2 separate regions of the Homo sapiens genome follow, and region 2 is linked to region 1. The links are chromatin loops, found by intact Hi-C in ENCODE. Cell type or tissue: IMR-90. All regions are shown on one strand.

Region 1 (8,000 bases):
GTCAGCATCAGGTCCCTCTCTTCAAACATTTCCCCCACCCTCTTGCCTTAATCTAAACCCTCCTGTTCTTCTCCCCCATTCCCTCTAGCTCTGGCCAGGAGGGAAAGCCTCACCCTTGCTCCTTCCTACCCAACCCCTACCATCTTTAGAGCTGGGGCCATCACGTCACCCGTCTCTTCCTTCCTTGTTGCAGTCACCTGTGGACGCTCGGAAAAGTCCCACCACGACTCGAGGGTTTCACTCCTGGTCACTGTTGCCATCTGCAACACAGTTCCAGCAATGACCTTGGTGATGGCAACAACCGTGTGACTGGGCATCTGGCCTCTTAAGTTCTTGACTCCTCTTTCTCCTAGGATCTCGATCTCCACCTGCCTCCGCCACTCACTCCATGGCCACACCTGGCCTCTCCTGTCTCCTCAAACATCCCACTCTGGAATCGTCACAGCCCCTTCCTTCTGTTTCCTGCAATTCTTCAGTCCCACGGGCACCCACAATCCACCCACCTTTTACCTCCTTGCTATCCATCAGGGTCATCACCGACTTCCCCAGCCCACACTCCATGGTCTCTCACTGAAGTCACGCCTTCCCACATCCTCGACTCCCTTGACTGTTCACCTGGCGGAACCCAAAGCCTGGTTAATTTCTACTTCCTGATGACTCCGCACTGCGCCCACCCAGCTGAACGTGGCTGCAGAAAAATACAACCAGGGAATTGAGTTTCCCTCTAAATCCCCAATCCCTAACAGTGTCTCTGTGGGTTCTTTGACCTGCCCCAACCCTGGGATATCCTCCTTGTTCATTCATTCTCCATTTTAGAGGGCATTCTCTCTCTTTTCAAACCTCCAGCACCTTTTACTCCCCAAGTCTCGGTGTCACCATTGACTACACTGTCCACACCCCACATCTGCCTGAATAGCAAACCCTGCTGCTTCTACCTGCAGAGCATTTTCCCCTCCAGAGTTCCTGCATCTTCCCTTTCCTCTCCAGCCCATGCTCACCAGGGCAGAGCTGTCAGCCTTTGCCCACACCCTTCTCGGGACTTCTCCGTAGAGTAAAACCCAGGTACTCTCAAAGGCTTCCAGGGCCCTGATGAGCTGGGCCTACCCCCTCCATCCTCCTTCCACTCACTTCGTCTGGCTGCACTGGTCTGCTGAGCCAAGCATTGTCCCCCGCTATGGCCTCTGCCTTGCTGTTACCTGGCCTGGAAGGCCCATTCCCTAGATGTGCACAGGACCCCTCCCTCTCTCCCTGTGATGATCGCCCAGCTCCCCAGCGCTCCCTATCACCTCCCCTCCTTCATTTCTCTCCATGCCCTTATCATGCCTGACACTGTATCCACGTGTTGTGTCTCTCTCCCCATTAGGATATAAAACTATGACAGCAGAGACTTTATCCCCCCACTGCTGTATCACAAGGACTTACAACAGAGTCTGACACAAAAACATTCAGTAAAGAGCTGCGTGGATAGTTGAATGGATGAATCAGACACAGCCCCAGAGGTCCAGGACTCAGGATGGCCCTGCCCCTGCTGATGCCTCATCACCTGTCTTTTCAGGGTGAGTCCACTGCCTAGTGGTTTCAGAAACAAGGGTCCCTATTACCAGTGCAGCACCCCAGGCTGGTCACAGCCTCCACCTCTGTGGCAGGGCTGGGTACCTCCATTTCCCATAAGCCCCTGTGCAGTTCCAATGCCTCCTGAGGATTGAGAGGCCTGCTCTGCTTCTGGGCAAGAAAGATCATCTGAGCTGGCTCACAATGGGATGCTACGAGTCCTGGGCTCGTTCAGGGGAGGATTTTGTTTGGAATTCTTAGTCGCCAACCTCTGGCACATAGGCATAGCCTCATTAAAACATGAAGCTCCAGTGGTCAGCTCGGATTCCTCTGGGAGCCGGTTGGGATGACTGTCACAGCTGTTGAGTCCCAGGGGTAGGTGGAACCAGGAGCCAGGCATGTTCAGTTTGCCTCGTGTGACAGGGGAGGGCAGGAGCATCACCTCTTGAGGCACAGCATGAATACGTATGTGGGAGTCAGACAAGCTGGCGCGGTGGGCACAGATCAGCTGAAAAATACGCACCCTCCAGGCCCGGACACCCACACTCACCTACCCACGGCTGACTGCAGGGCCCAGGGTGGCCCCACAAAACCAGAGATTTCTCTTTCCTGATTTTACTAGAAATGTGGGAGCCCTGGTTTGAAAGCAGAGTCGACGTGGAGACCTTTCCGGTGAATTAATATTTTAAGAATTGCTATTTTTAGGGCCCAATCTCTCTGTGAGTATCCTCCAAGGGGACATGCTGCCAAAACGCATAAGAGTCAGAGAGCCCTGGCTGTTGACACTGGAAGGGACCTTAACTCTGTATGAAGCAATAGCCCCAGGTTCCTGACCTCTCTGAGCCTCAGTTTCCTCATCTGTAAAGTGAGCTAATCATGTCTGTCTGTAACGGCTGTTGTGAGAATTAAATGCAATGTTGCATAAAAAAGAATGAGTCCAGGCTTGGCATATGGTGAAAGCTTAATGAATACATCAAACATTTAAACATGATCAATTTCCAAATAAGAAAACCTTGCTCGGGAGAAGAGAAATACCAGACAGAGTCTTACAGAAAGCAGTAAAACTGAGACTGGGAATAAAAGCTGGGGTCTTTTTACTGAGAACTCTTGGGAATTTTGCTCTTTAGGAAGACCACAGAGCGGGACCCCTGACCACAGAGAGGGACCAGGGGACCTTTTCACATCTCCCTGCATTCCTGCCACCCAAGGGGAAGGAGGACACAGATGAGAGGGAAGGAGCCAATTGCCCTTGGAGGAATGCAGATGACCCCAAGGCGACATTGTGGCTGTATTATCCGGCACCGTTCACAGCACTTTACATGTATTATTTCATTTGATTCTCATAGCAGTTTTCTGTGGTGTAGGATATGCTGACTCATTTTGTTTATTTTATAGCTAAGGAGTCTTATGCTCAAGGAATTTGAGTGACTTTCCCAGGGTCACCAGCGGGATGGTTAACTTTATGAGTTAACGTTGACAGGGCCACAGTACCCAGATATTTGTGCAAACATTCTTCTGCATGTTTCAGTGGGAGTATTTTTGGGTAAGATTAACATTTAAGTCAGTTGACTTTGAGTAAAGCGCATTGCCCTCCATAATGCAGGCAGGCTCATCCAACCAGTCAGAGGCCTTAACAGAACAGAAACTGGCCTCTCGCAAGCAAGGGGGAATCGTGCCAGCAGATGGCCTTTGGATTTGAACTGCAACATCAGCTCTTTCCTGAGTCTCCTGCTGGCTGGCCTGTCTGCAGATTTTGAACTTATACCTCCATGATCGCATAAGCCAATTTCTTAAAATAAATCTCTTTCCCTCCTTCCTTCCCTCCCTCCTTCATACGCACACATCCTGTTGGTTCTGTTTCTCTGGAGAATCTTGACTACCACACTCAACTAGTAAGTGATGGAAGAGCCAGGATTAAAAACCCAGACAGCTGCTTCCAGAACCCATTACCATCTTTACAGGGCCCCAAGGACACAGGGTGGGAGCAAGGTGGGGGCAGATATGGCAGAGCCACTTTCAGAAAAAGAAATGTATTACAAATAATCCATGTGCTATTTCCTGAATCCACACCTCTGGGTAGCGAAGGCAAGAAGTAAACAGAGTCCCATATAGGATGGTGGAGGGACAAAGATGGCCAGCCCCTAGCATGTGCTGACCACATTTTCCATGCCACACTGAACTGGCTACTGCACGGGCATGATCTCATTCAATCGAAAGCCCCTTGGGGCTGTGGGGATTGTTACTGTGTTAGTGCTGCAGATGAGAGGGCAGCTGCTGTCTTGGTTGGTGCTCAGCTGAAGATACCATGAGAAAATGCTCCCTCCAACAGCATCAGAGAGACCTGGTTTCTAAGCCTGGCTCTGTCTCTTATTAACAATCTGACCTGGAGACTTAAATGCTCTAAGTCTAGCTTCCTCATCCATCAAACAGGGACAGCAGTTCTTCCTTGAGGTGTAGAACTAAAGAATAATGAAGATAAAGGACCCAAGGTCACAGCACAGTTCCTAACCAGGGAGTCTTGGGAAATCATCTATTTCCATTCATTCTATCACATTTTCACAGCTTACTGTGTGCCAGGCACTACTGTCTACTTAAAATACAGTGGACGAAACTCAGGCAAGTTCTTACTTGCATGGAGATTACATTCCAGTAGGGAAAGACAAGGAATGGGAGGAAAACAAATGATCAGCGTGGTCATTTACACTGTGTAACTGCTCTGCAAATTGCTTCCCAGGCGGTGGGCCAGAGAGTTGGGAGGACGGGTGGGCTGCTGGAGAGGATAATGATGACGTTGGCACTGACAACTATGATGAGCTGCAGGACCTTGAACAGGCGCCTTCCCTCCTCTGAGTCTCAATTTCTTTACCACACCATGAAGATCTAAGCTCTACTTGTAGGCTGTTGTAAGGACTGCATGATTGTAGGTAACAGCAGTGTCAGCTACAAAATGGGTGGAGTCCAGTGCAAAAAGAAAATGCAGGGCCCTTTGTTCAAAGCTTTAAGGATTTCACGATGGCAAGTACCGGGCATTAAATCAAACACGGACCCTCCTTCATGTGGGGCCTTGTGCCACCAGCCACCCTGGTAAAGGCATCTGCGTGTCATGGGTACTCAGTCCCAGCTGCTCCTATGGGGTGGGACTTGCACTTCCTGCTTTGCACACCATCAGGGGCTTAGCAAGAAGTTGCTGGCTCAAGGTCCCATTAGTGTGGTGCTTGGACAGGATTCTTGTCCTGTGAACAAAATATCTGTTCACAAAATTAGACATAGCATCAGGAAAATTCCTGTACCTCTTCAGAGTAATGCTCTTCTATTTCATAGTATAATTTTAAATGCAGAAGCCTGGCCTTTTGCATTCTCTTGGGTAGCGTTGGAGAGATTCGGGAGGAGGGCTGGGAGGGAAGCGAGGGCCTGGATTAAATAGATCAGGGTGTGCGTGGCCATGGGGATGGGGTTGCTCTGACATAGCATGTTCAGTTCCATTTTCTTTTTTATCTGCTAAGTGAAGAGATAATGAAATAGCTTACAGCCAGCTGCAGGATGGGTCTGGTTAGGAGCGGCTTCACCAGAATAATAAACATATTCAAATTGCCCCTGAGAAGCAAGCAGTGGGCTGGGGAGATGCTCTGCACAGTGAGCATAGCCCCGTGATCGAGGCAGTGGTTTTCCTCAGGGCCTGTCTCTGACGGTGGTAGCTACAGCTGCAGCCCTGGGAGTCACAGTGCCATAGCCTTAAGCTGCTCTGAACTGTTCCCAGCTTGGCAGTCATCGCTAAGGTGATCCCAAAGCAAGGTGATCCCAAAGTTTTATCAAGTGCAGCAGGAGAAGAACAGAATGCTGCTATATCAAAACACCACGAACCGGGGGCTTAAACAACAGACTTTTCTTTCTCACCATTCTAGAGTCCAAAAGTCCATGATCAAGGTGTTGGCAGGGTTGGTTCCTTCTGAGGCCCTTTTCCTTGACTTGCAGGTGGCCATCTTTGCCTTGCGTCCTCCCACAGTCTTCCCTTTGTGTGTGTCTGTGTTCTAATGGCCTCTTGTCGTAAGGACACCAGGCATATTTTATGTATTAGGGCCCATCCTAATGACCTCACTTTAACTTAATAACCTCTGTAAAGACCTATCTCCAAATGCAATCACATTCTGGGGTACTGGGGGTTAGGGCTTCAATGTATGAATTGGGGGTGGTGGGCACAATCCATCCCATAGCACTCTCTCACAGGACTTTTATGTGGAGAGATGGGAATCCCATGGACCGTAGGGTACCAGAGTGGGGGAGCCTCCTGCTCTGGACACCTCCTGGGGAATAGAGAGCCCGGGAGGAGCTGTGTTTCCTGAAATCAAGGAGGGGAGCACGCAGTCAGCACAGAGACAAGGCTGCTGGAGAGTGTGGGCCATGTGCTGGATACAAGGGGGCCCTGGTGAAAGTTCTGGAAAGAAAGGCAATGTGGGGAAGGGCAGCCAGGGGTAGCACAAAGGCCGATGCCACGGGCTTTGGAGACCTGGGTTCCAGTCCAGCTCCGCCGACAGTCTCCTAAGGAATACAGTAGATGCCCAGTCATTCGCTACTACCAACCTCATCATTATCACTGACCAACAGGTAGGGAGGGGGCAGCCTCATTCAGGGCTAAATTCTGGGATTTCTCTCCTTGGTGCTCCCTTCTCCCTGACCTTAGTGTTGACCCTGGAATCTCTTTCAGAGCTCACCATCAGCACAGCCAGGGCCTGACCTCTCTCCACAGAGCTTTTTGTCAGCCATCTCCTGGGGTCTCACAGAGGCAGGGTAGAATTGTCACCCCTTTTGCAGATGACGCCTTTAATGCTGCAAGGATGGCAGCAGCGTGCCAGGATCACAAGCCCCAGTCAGCAGTGAAGCCCGAGTCTTCGGGATGGGGCTCCAAGAAACCCTCCCCGTCACAAACTCATCTACCCAGCCAGCGTTTCTCAAAGACATTTCCACCAACCAGCAGCAGGTGTGCTGACTAAAATGCAGAGTCCATTCTCCACGATGTGCTTATTTCACACTGCATGTCTGTATCAAAACATCTCATGTACCCCATACATATACACACCTACTATGTACCCATAAAAATTAGAAAAAAAGGGCTTCCAAACCAGTGGAGAAGACAAAGGGCATAACAAACCCTATCAATACTATAGAATGCAAAAAAAGAAGAAAACAGAAAGATAAAGGGCATAGGAATTAGAAATAAACAAGTTCAAATGTATCAGGAATCATGATAATTGTAAATGATTTAACTCACGTCATAAAGGAAAAAAATAAAATAAAATGCAAAGTCCAGGGCTACGACCCAGGCACAGGGCTTCAGAATCTCTAGGAGCTTGGCTACTGGTCTGCCTTTTGCAGATCCAAGTGATGGATCTGCAGCCTCAAGTGTGAAAACCGTTACCATGGACTGTCATCCTTGTCCCCGCTCATCAGTTCCCTCCTTGCCTGTCTTCCCTCCCCTCTAACGTCTGTCTTTCATAAAGTGCCTGCTGTCACCAGTGGGCGCTACTGGACTGGACATGAATGAACACTCAGACAGACGGGGAGGCAGTTACTCCTTTTTCAGTTCTTTTTAATTTTCCTAATTATGTCAGGAAGAATGTCTCAACTTGGTACTATTACGTCTTTAACATCTCAGTAACATTTGCTAATTCCCACTACCCTTTTTAATACAAAGCGAGAGTAGAATCCATCTCAAATCCTTGGTGGGCACCCAGTCTAACCAGAATTTGGTACTACTATTTTGTTTTTATTTATTTTTTATGGTTGTATTAGTCCATTTTCACACTGCTATGAAGACATACCAGAGACTGGGTAATTCATAAAGAAGAGAGGTTTAATTGACTCACAGCTCCAAATGGCTGAGGAAGCCTCAGGAAACTGACAATCATGGCAGATGGGGAAGAGGCATGTCTTACATGGTGGCTGGCAAGAGAGAGTGAGCAAGAGCAAAGAAAACTGCCTTATAAAACCATCAGATCCCATGAGACCTCACTCACTATCACCAGAACAACATGGGAGAAGACACCCCCATGATCCAATCACCTCCTACCTGGGTCCTCCCTTGACACGTGGGGATTATGGGGATGACAATTTGAGATGAGATTGGGGTCGGGACATAGAGGCGAACCATATCACTGGATATCTTTTGTGGAAAGCAGGTGAGATTGGTTTGCCACTGAGGATACTGATATAAAGTCCTCCTTTAAAATAAGTGCATTAAGTGAAAGAAAAAGAATTGACAAAAAGAGTAAGAAGGCGCTTATAGGTGTTGTGATAAGACAGACATGGAGAAAGAGTTTCCTGAATCTGAAATTGGGAACCATTTCTCTAACCATCTGCCAGCCTGGAACACAATGTGGGAAGCTAATCCCTTTGAAGGTAAGTTCTTAATATTTCACCCCTTTTGCTGTTATTTTTAATTTGAGACTCTTTGC
Region 2 (8,000 bases), 440 kb before region 1:
TTTGGGGTCCTCCTGCATGAAGCTTTGTGTGTATGAGTATGCGTGTGTGTAAGTGTATATATGGGTGTGTATACCTGTATGAGTGTGTGTGTGGGCATGTATGCATGTGTATACATATGTGAGTATGCCTTTGTGAAGATCTGTATGTGATTTAAGTGTGTGTGCGTGTTCACGCGTGTATGCTACTGTGTAGGCCTGTTTTGTTACTGCATGTGCATGCATATATGTGTGCATGACTGCATGTATGTGAGTGCGTGTGCGTGGTGTGTGCGTCTGTATGTGTATGCATGTGGGTATGTAGATGTGTGTGTATGCATGCTTGTGTGTATGAATGCCTGTGTGCGGCTGCATGTGTGTGAAGTGCACCTGTCGTGTGTGCGTGTTGTGTGTGTGTGTGCATGCACATTTGAAGTGACCTCAGGTTTCTCTCTCGCCCGCAGGGCTCTGCTTTATCTGCCCAGAAGGGCACACATGCACAGTGTCGATCAATCACACTCTCCCTTCCTCTGTTTAGGTTTTTGGATTGCAAGGGGTTTCCAGGGGCATGTATGACGGTCCTGTGTACGAGGTACCAGCTACACCCAAATATGCAACTCCCGCTCCTTCAGCCAAATCTTCGCCTTCTAAACACCAGCCCCCACCCATCAGAAACCTCCACCAGTCCAACTTCAGCTTATCAGGTAGGAAAGAGTGGTGGCCCAGGCTCCCCACAATTGCAGCAGTTCAGGCCGAGTCCTTCCTGCTGCTTCTGAGGAAATGGACACGTGGCCTTGGACACTAGATGAAGAAGCAGGGAAGGGAGTGTGCCCCACCCGAGCCTGCTCTCACTGGTGGGGCAGAGTGGGCTGGCATGGTCACCAAGCAGAGGGGGGTCCATGTTAGGGGGGCAACATGGTGGTACCTGATGTGGGTTTACAAAGAGAGGTACCAAAATTGTCCCAGTGCTCATCCTTACACACATTTGGGGACACTTTCACACTCTTCCTCATGAAAGTAAACATGGAGTGGTGGGGATGAACAAGAGATGGGAGTAGCTGCCATTTGCAGGGCATGTGCTCTGTGTAAGTCTTTAGCCTGTTCACCCACTGCAGTGTACTAAGCACTTTCATAACCCATGATTTTATTTTATCCTCACTACTCCATAAAGTAACATTATACCCTATTTATTTAAAGAGGAAACGGAAGCCCCAAGAAATCCAGTGTCAAAATACCAGGACTTGGTGCTCAACAAATGTGTGGGAACAAAATTAGATGTTGACCTGATCCCTCCTGACTTTCTTAAGGTCTCAGGGCAGTGTATCTGTGATTTGGTGAGATGGCCACATGAGGGCAGGCACGCACACGTTGAGAAAGTTGAACTGGAATTTTGTCCTGCAAACTCTTTGAGGCGTTGCATGGGTTGCACACCGTGCTGGGTACTAAGAGTATGGTGATTTTTTTTCTTAGAAGGCCGGATAGTAAATACTTTAGGCTTTGTAAGCTAAGAGGCAACATCTAGGATGTCAACATCTAGGATGTTATATTCAATAGCCATTTGAAAATGTACAAACTATTCTCAGGTCATGGATCGTACAGAAACAGGCGGTGGGCCGGATTTGGTCAATGGACCCGTTTGCTAATTCCTGGTCAGGAAAGGCGATATGCTTAGCAAAAGAGAGAGTGGAAGGGGCAAAGAGAGAGAGAGAGAGAGGATGACGTGTGAATTCAGATTGTGTGGTGGCAGAACCTCTTATCCATTCAGGAAGTGTCTGATTCAGTGATTATGCCGAGGAGGCATGAATCAAGGAGGCCTCCCCATTCATCTCACTCTCCATAAGACTTTGATGGAAGAGCTTCCAGTGTTTCATATTTTTGCACAAAATGGACCCTAAATAGAATGCTAAAAGTCATGTGATGCTCAATCAGCAAACCAGGGATTGGCTTCATCCTGGGAAAAAGCTATCTGGGTGCAACAAGACACAAGCTCTCAAGGAGTTTGCAAACTGGACCACTGTTCTGGAGTTATGCAATTAAACACTGCACAATTGCAATTAAACATGGACAGAAAATCCTCCTCCCCGTTGTTCTTAGAACAAGAATAACAATGAAGTTAAAAGCCACCTGGAAGGGCCCCTCCTCACCCTTGTTCTCTCAGTTTCACTCTTAGTCCTCCTGAGGCCCACAGCACCACTGCTGTCAGCCAGCCTCTTGGCAGGTTGATAGGTGACTTCATTTGGTACCAACAACACAGATGCTTTCCAACATCATAACAACCTCACAGATGCCCTTTTTAATATCTGCGTATGTTACGTTATAGAGCTGTACCATGAGTTAGTGTCTGTTTTCGTCCATTTACATTGCTATAAAGGATTACCTGAGGCTGGGTAATTAAAGAGGTTTACTTGGCTCACGGCTCTGCAGGCTGTACAAGCAGCACGGTGCCAGCGTCTGCTTCTGGTGAGGGCCTCAGGCTACTTCCAGCATGGCAGAAGGCGAAGGAGAGCTAGCGTGTGCAGAGATCACATGGCAACAGAGGAAGAAGGCAGAGGTGCTCTTTAACAACCAGTTCTTCCGAGAGCTAATAGAGCAAGAATTTACTCATTACTGTAAGGCTGACACCAAGCCATTCATGAGTGGTCTGTCCTTCATGACCCAAACCCCTCCCATTAGGCCCCACCTCCAACTTTGGGATCAAATTTCAACACGAAGTTTTGGGGGACAAAAGTCCAAACCATATTAGTGTCCTTTTTTCCAGCAGGTATTTTCAAAGTACAGACATGCAACCAGCAAGGTACAGATGGTTGTAAGGAAAAAGTTACTAAGTGCTAGGCCTGATTCCAGGCCTTTAGGGGAGACTTGTATTGCAAGAAGACATATTGTCTACCAGTGAAACAATGGGAGAAAAGAAAAGTCACTACTGTGAACCAAATTCTTAGTGGCTTACATAGACAAATCATGTAATGTTGGAGTTGGAAGGGGCTCATCTAGTCTACTGTTCTTATTGTGCAGAAAAGGAAATGAGGCCAAGGGAGTGGGGTGGTGTCTTACTCCAAATTGCCCAAATTCAAGGCATGATTAGCACTGAAACTTGAGTCTCCTTCCTGTTGCAGGTGACAACTACCTGGGGCCAGTGTTCTGCAGCTAGTAAAAAAAATTCACCAAGACAGTTGTCGGTAAAGAAAGTCAGATGTATTAGAAAAAGTATGAAAGGGTACAGTGGGTAGGTCAGCAAGAAAGGAGCCGACTGCAAGGAAACAAAGGCTTGCTGGAGATTTTATAGGATGGTGCTTGTGCTGTGTGCCGAAGAGGGCTTTGTGCAGTACTGATAATGCTGTGGTTGCAGTGAGCTAACTTACTTACGTTTTTCTGTTAGCTGAGGATCTGGTGATAAGTTGAGTACAGGAAGGCTGTGTTGTAGACCATGAAGAAAGGCAGACTTACAGCTTATTTGCTTTCTCTTTTTGATTTTCCTCAGTTCCGCCGGCTCAACTTCCCCTCCCTGATAAGGACTCTATCCTTCCCACCTTTCAGCATTATCCACCCTTCATGATTTACTCATTTAATAAATATTTGTTGAGCTCCAGGCACTGGGTTTGCTGCTAGAATTTTACATCTTTATGCAAGAGAATAGGTAAAAGTAGAATGGATGGTTGGTTTTGAAAGATTAAAATTAAGAACCTCTGCACACCACCCCCCCCCCCTTCAGATCCACCTATCGCCAATGAGGGAAGTAAATCCAGCTTGCGGAGTTCACATGCACATGCACACACATATGCACATGCATATACAAATGTGTACACACACAATATGTAAAATACCTTTGGAGTGTGGGACAGTGTGCCTAAGATCATGGGCTTTGAAAACCAACCAGTTTGGGCTTCAATCCTGGCTTCCCCACCCAACACCTGTGTCCCGCAAGACACGTGGCCTGAACCTCAAATTGCTCACCCGTAAGTTGGGAGTACAAACACCCCCTTCATAGTATGATTGTGTGCCCTAAATGCAGTAACATGTTAAAGCACCAAATGTGCGCCTGCACACAGTAGGCACTCAGTAAGTGTTTGATCACCTGTCTCAGGAATGTCGGATTTTACTGGGGATTTTGACAAGAACACCACAAGGTGGTCAGGGCTGAAGGTGGGGGGAGCCCAGGGACTGAGGGGCACAGAAGAGGGAGCAGTGGACTCTGTGGAGGCCAGGGAGGCTTCCCATGGCTGGTCCTGGACTGAGCCCTGAATGAAGGTGGGTCCAGTGGAGTGCATGGCAGAGTACATGGCCTCCAGGAGCAGCGTGGAACTGATGCTAACAGATCCCATCCAGCAGCGATTGGCGCTCTCTTTCAGGTGCCCAGATAGATGACAACAATCCCAGGCGCACCGGCCACCGCATCGTGGCGCCCCCTGGTGGCCGCTCCAACATCACCAGCCTCGGTTGAACGTGGATGCGCGGAGGAGCTAGCCTGAAGGATTCTGGGAATCATGTCCATCCCTTTTCCTGTCAGTGTTTTTGAAACCCACAGTTTTAGTTGGTGCTGATGGAGGGAGGGGGAAGTCGAAGGATGCTCTTTCCCTTTTCTGTTTAGGAAGAAGTGGTACTAGTGTGGTGTGTTTGCTTGGAAATTCCTTGCCCCACAGTTGTGTTCATGCTGAATCCACCTCGGAGCATGGTGTTTTCATTCCCCCTTCCTAGTGAACCACAGGTTTTAGCATTGTCTTGTTCTGTCCCTTCCACTTCTAACTCCACTGGCTCCATGATTCTCTGAGTGGTGGTTCCTTTGCACCCTGTAGATGTTCTAGGATAGTTGATGCATGTTACTAAATTACGTATGCAAGTCTGTGAGTGCGTCTGAGGGGACATCGCCAAGGACTGACTGAGACACGATGCCGAGACCTCAAGCCCTGAGGGGCAGTCCCAAAACCCTTACAGTGAAGATGTTTACTCATTGCCCCCACCTCTGGTCCACACTAGAAAGAAGCTCGCCCCACCTCCACCTGTGAGATCCGTGAATTCTCGGAATGGCAGGGGAAGCCTTGCACTAGGTTGCAGAGAAGCATCCTCCACATCCTGTGTCAGAAACCCTGGTCTCCGTGGCACTTGTAACTCACCGTGCTGTCTTCTGGTCTGTGTGTGTTCTTCAAGCCAGCTCTAGGCTTCAGGCCGAGCCAGGTTCACACTCAGAAAGAGGTCTCCCCATCCCCATTCGGGGCTGACGATGGGGGGCTGATGGCTGCCCCTGCGTGGCCTGAGTCCTGGTCCCTCTGAGGCAGTTGACGGGGCAGTCAGATTTTTAAAGTTTTGTACAAAGTTTTCCTTTGTAATCACTCCCATTTTTACTTAACAACCAACTTGTTGTGGCTCTTATTTCTGAATTCAAAGCTTGTGAAAAAATAAAGAAAATGAACTGCCCACTGACCTGACTAGGGCACTTTCATTTCAGTGGTGGTGTCTGGATTGGGTACGAATGCTTGGCAGTCCCCCCGCGTGATAACGAATGGTGGTGGCTGCTTCCTGAGGACTCACTCTTGGTAGAGACTGGTGGATGTGGGGGTGGGAGGAGAGATTCAGTTCATGACTTCTGAAGGCTGAGTTCCTGAGACCCAAGGAGGCGAAGAGAGGGAAGACGGCTGATGGGCGGGCTTCCACAAAATAGGCTCAAATCTTGCATTGATTCCCTCCTGTTGGGCCTTTCCTGGCTCTCTTTCTTCTTGTATTGTATGGATCAGCCTCAGACTGGAAGCTCCAATCTCCTAAACTTCACATTTCTTCCTTCCATTTCCATGAGCTAGAGATACACTAAAGGACGGATAAAAACAGCAGGCAAAGTTGCTTGCTTCCATTAGCTGTTGTTAGTAATAGTGATGACAATGATGGTGGTGACAGTAATGATGGTGGTGATGGTGATGATGGTGACGATAGTGGTGATGATGATGGTGGTGTTGGTGATAGTGATGAAGTTGCTGGTAATGACAACAAATACATGGGCTGATAGCTGTATAGCAGTTGCTATATGCCAGGTGCTCTATGAGGTAGGGATTATTATCCCCATTGTACAGATGAGGAAACTGACTCAGAGTGAGATCAATAACTTGTTTAGGATCACACACTTAGGAAGTGATGGAACCAGGATTTGAATCCAGGACCCAGGCACTTTGGGCCCTAGTCCAAAGCTCCTTGCTCCTAATTACTGAGCTCCAAGGGCATTTGAGGCAGATGGCTTTGGATGCTCTGGTCCCACATCAACGCAGGGCTTTTCATGTACCCTTCTCCTCCCCCGCTCCTCGGCTTCGTGTGGATACCTTTGTCAAGGTTGAAAGAAGTGTTGGCTCAGGGTCAGTTATAGACTTCCTTGAAACAAGGTTAACTAACTACTGAGAAAGACCAAGAATGGATGGTAAGGATTTTTGGATGGAAAGACCAAGAACGGATGGTAAGGATTTTTGATGTTCGGCTTTGGCCCATTTGGACTATTAAAGGGAAACTTCCAGAAAAGTAAAGTTGGCAGGATGAAGTTATCCAGCCTGTTCTCTGGGCCTGGCCTCCTCAGTCCTGTCAGGGTGGAAGTGGAAGCAGAAGCAGCCCTAGCACCTTCTCTAAGACAGACTCTGACGGGGTGCTTGCCTGACTCCCAGGTCATGGGAGCCACTGTCCAACCAGCATAATCTAGAGCCCATGTCGAACTTTGGGTTCCCCAGCGCCTCCAAGAGGCACAGTTACAGGGGACAGGAGACCTGGTAGCTCAGATAATCCTTAGTTCTTGGAGACTGAGCTGCAACACTCCTTTTAAGGCATGTGACTTCCTTTTACCTCTTGAGATTTTGGGAGGAGGGAGAGAGAGTTTCTCAGAAAGTTTTAGGGGAAGGCTATTCTCATTCATTCATCTGCAACCCAATTCTCCCAGCCATGTGACATAACATACTCACAGGCCCAGGGATTAGGATGTGGTCATCTTGTTGGCAGGGACGGGGAGCGTTATTCTGCCTACCACAGTAGTCTTCTGGGTTTTTTCTAGAAGTTTTATCTTTCACATTTAGGTCTCTGAGCCATCTCTCAATAATCTTTATGTACAATATAAGGTAGGACTGAAGGTTCTCCATTTCCCATATGATCTCCCATTGACCCAACACCATTTATTGCAAAGACTATTCTTTCCCCCATTAAGATGCAGTGGGGCCTTTGTTGTAAGTCAGGTGATTGACCCTTCTGATTCAGTGGTCCAGAAGTGTGCTGCCAAATCAATGTTGAACAATGGGTGAAGGTGGGTGGGGTAGAAAGCCCTTGTTTGTAGTGTTTGCTAGTTCTGTGGACCCCACTTCTGTTACCGATTTTCTGTCTTAGTCCATTTGGCATCACTGTAACTGAATACCTGAGATGGGGTAATTTATAAAGAAAAGGAATTCATTTCTTACAGACTTTGAGACTGAGAAGTCCAAGGTTGGGGTGGTGCTGGTGCATTTGGTGAGAGCCTTCTTGCTGGTGGGGACTCTGCAGAGTCCTAAGGCAGTGCAGGGCATCACATGGTGAGGGGGCTGAGTGTATTGGCTCAGGTCTCGCTTCCTCTGCTTATAAAGCTGCTGGTCCCGCTCCCATGATAACCCATTAATCCACTGACTCACTGATACATTAATCTATGAATGAATTAATCCATTCATGAAGGGAGAGCCCTCATGACCCAATCACCTCTAACAGGCCCCACCTTTCAGTACTGCCACATTGGGTATTAAGTTTCAACATAAGTCTCTTGCCATGGCCAATTTCAACCTATCGACATTAAGTAAATGAGTTTGGAATCCAGACCACTTAACTGTTGGCTCTGATGTCCCAGGAAGGGGTGGTTCTGGCCCCTCTGCATTTGTTGGTGTATTAGTCTGTTCTCACTCTGCTGATAAAGACATACCCAAGACTGGGTAATTTATAAAGAAAAAGAGGTTTAATGGACTCACAGTTCCACGTGGCTAGAACTTCACAATCATGGCAGAAGGCACGTCTTCATGATGGCAGGCAAGAGAGAGAATGAGAACCAA

The links. Hi-C counts contacts between places; a loop is a spot of excess contacts. Peaks named below come from ENCODE experiments on the same cell type or tissue, not always from the same donor. Only the 100,000 strongest peaks of a DNase experiment are listed, where the experiment ranks them.
Region 2: it touches region 1 in a loop (3-fold over the local background); 5 of 110 quality-filtered maps call a loop at or near these places.

Annotation. Positions count from the first base shown.
Region 1 is chr4:5,377,258-5,385,257 of GRCh38, reverse strand. All of the region lies in intron 4 of STK32B (serine/threonine kinase 32B), which reads right to left. Among named protein-coding and RNA genes, the nearest start is that of LINC01587, 140 kb to the left of the region's middle. In IMR-90, a CTCF peak has its summit at 7,082 (motif pointing right); DNase peaks (open chromatin) are centred at 1,477 and 3,057; H3K27ac peaks cover 2,557 bases.
Region 2 is chr4:5,818,174-5,826,173 of GRCh38, reverse strand. It overlaps CRMP1 (collapsin response mediator protein 1), which reads left to right. Exons shown (of 14, transcript NM_001014809.3): 13 at 515-680; 14 at 4,323-5,410. The coding sequence ends at 4,414. It also overlaps a transcript of EVC not described here. Among named protein-coding and RNA genes, the nearest start is that of CRMP1, 71 kb to the left of the region's middle. In IMR-90, CTCF peaks have their summits at 1,324 (motif pointing right) and 4,381 (motif pointing left); no DNase peak of the experiment used is centred here.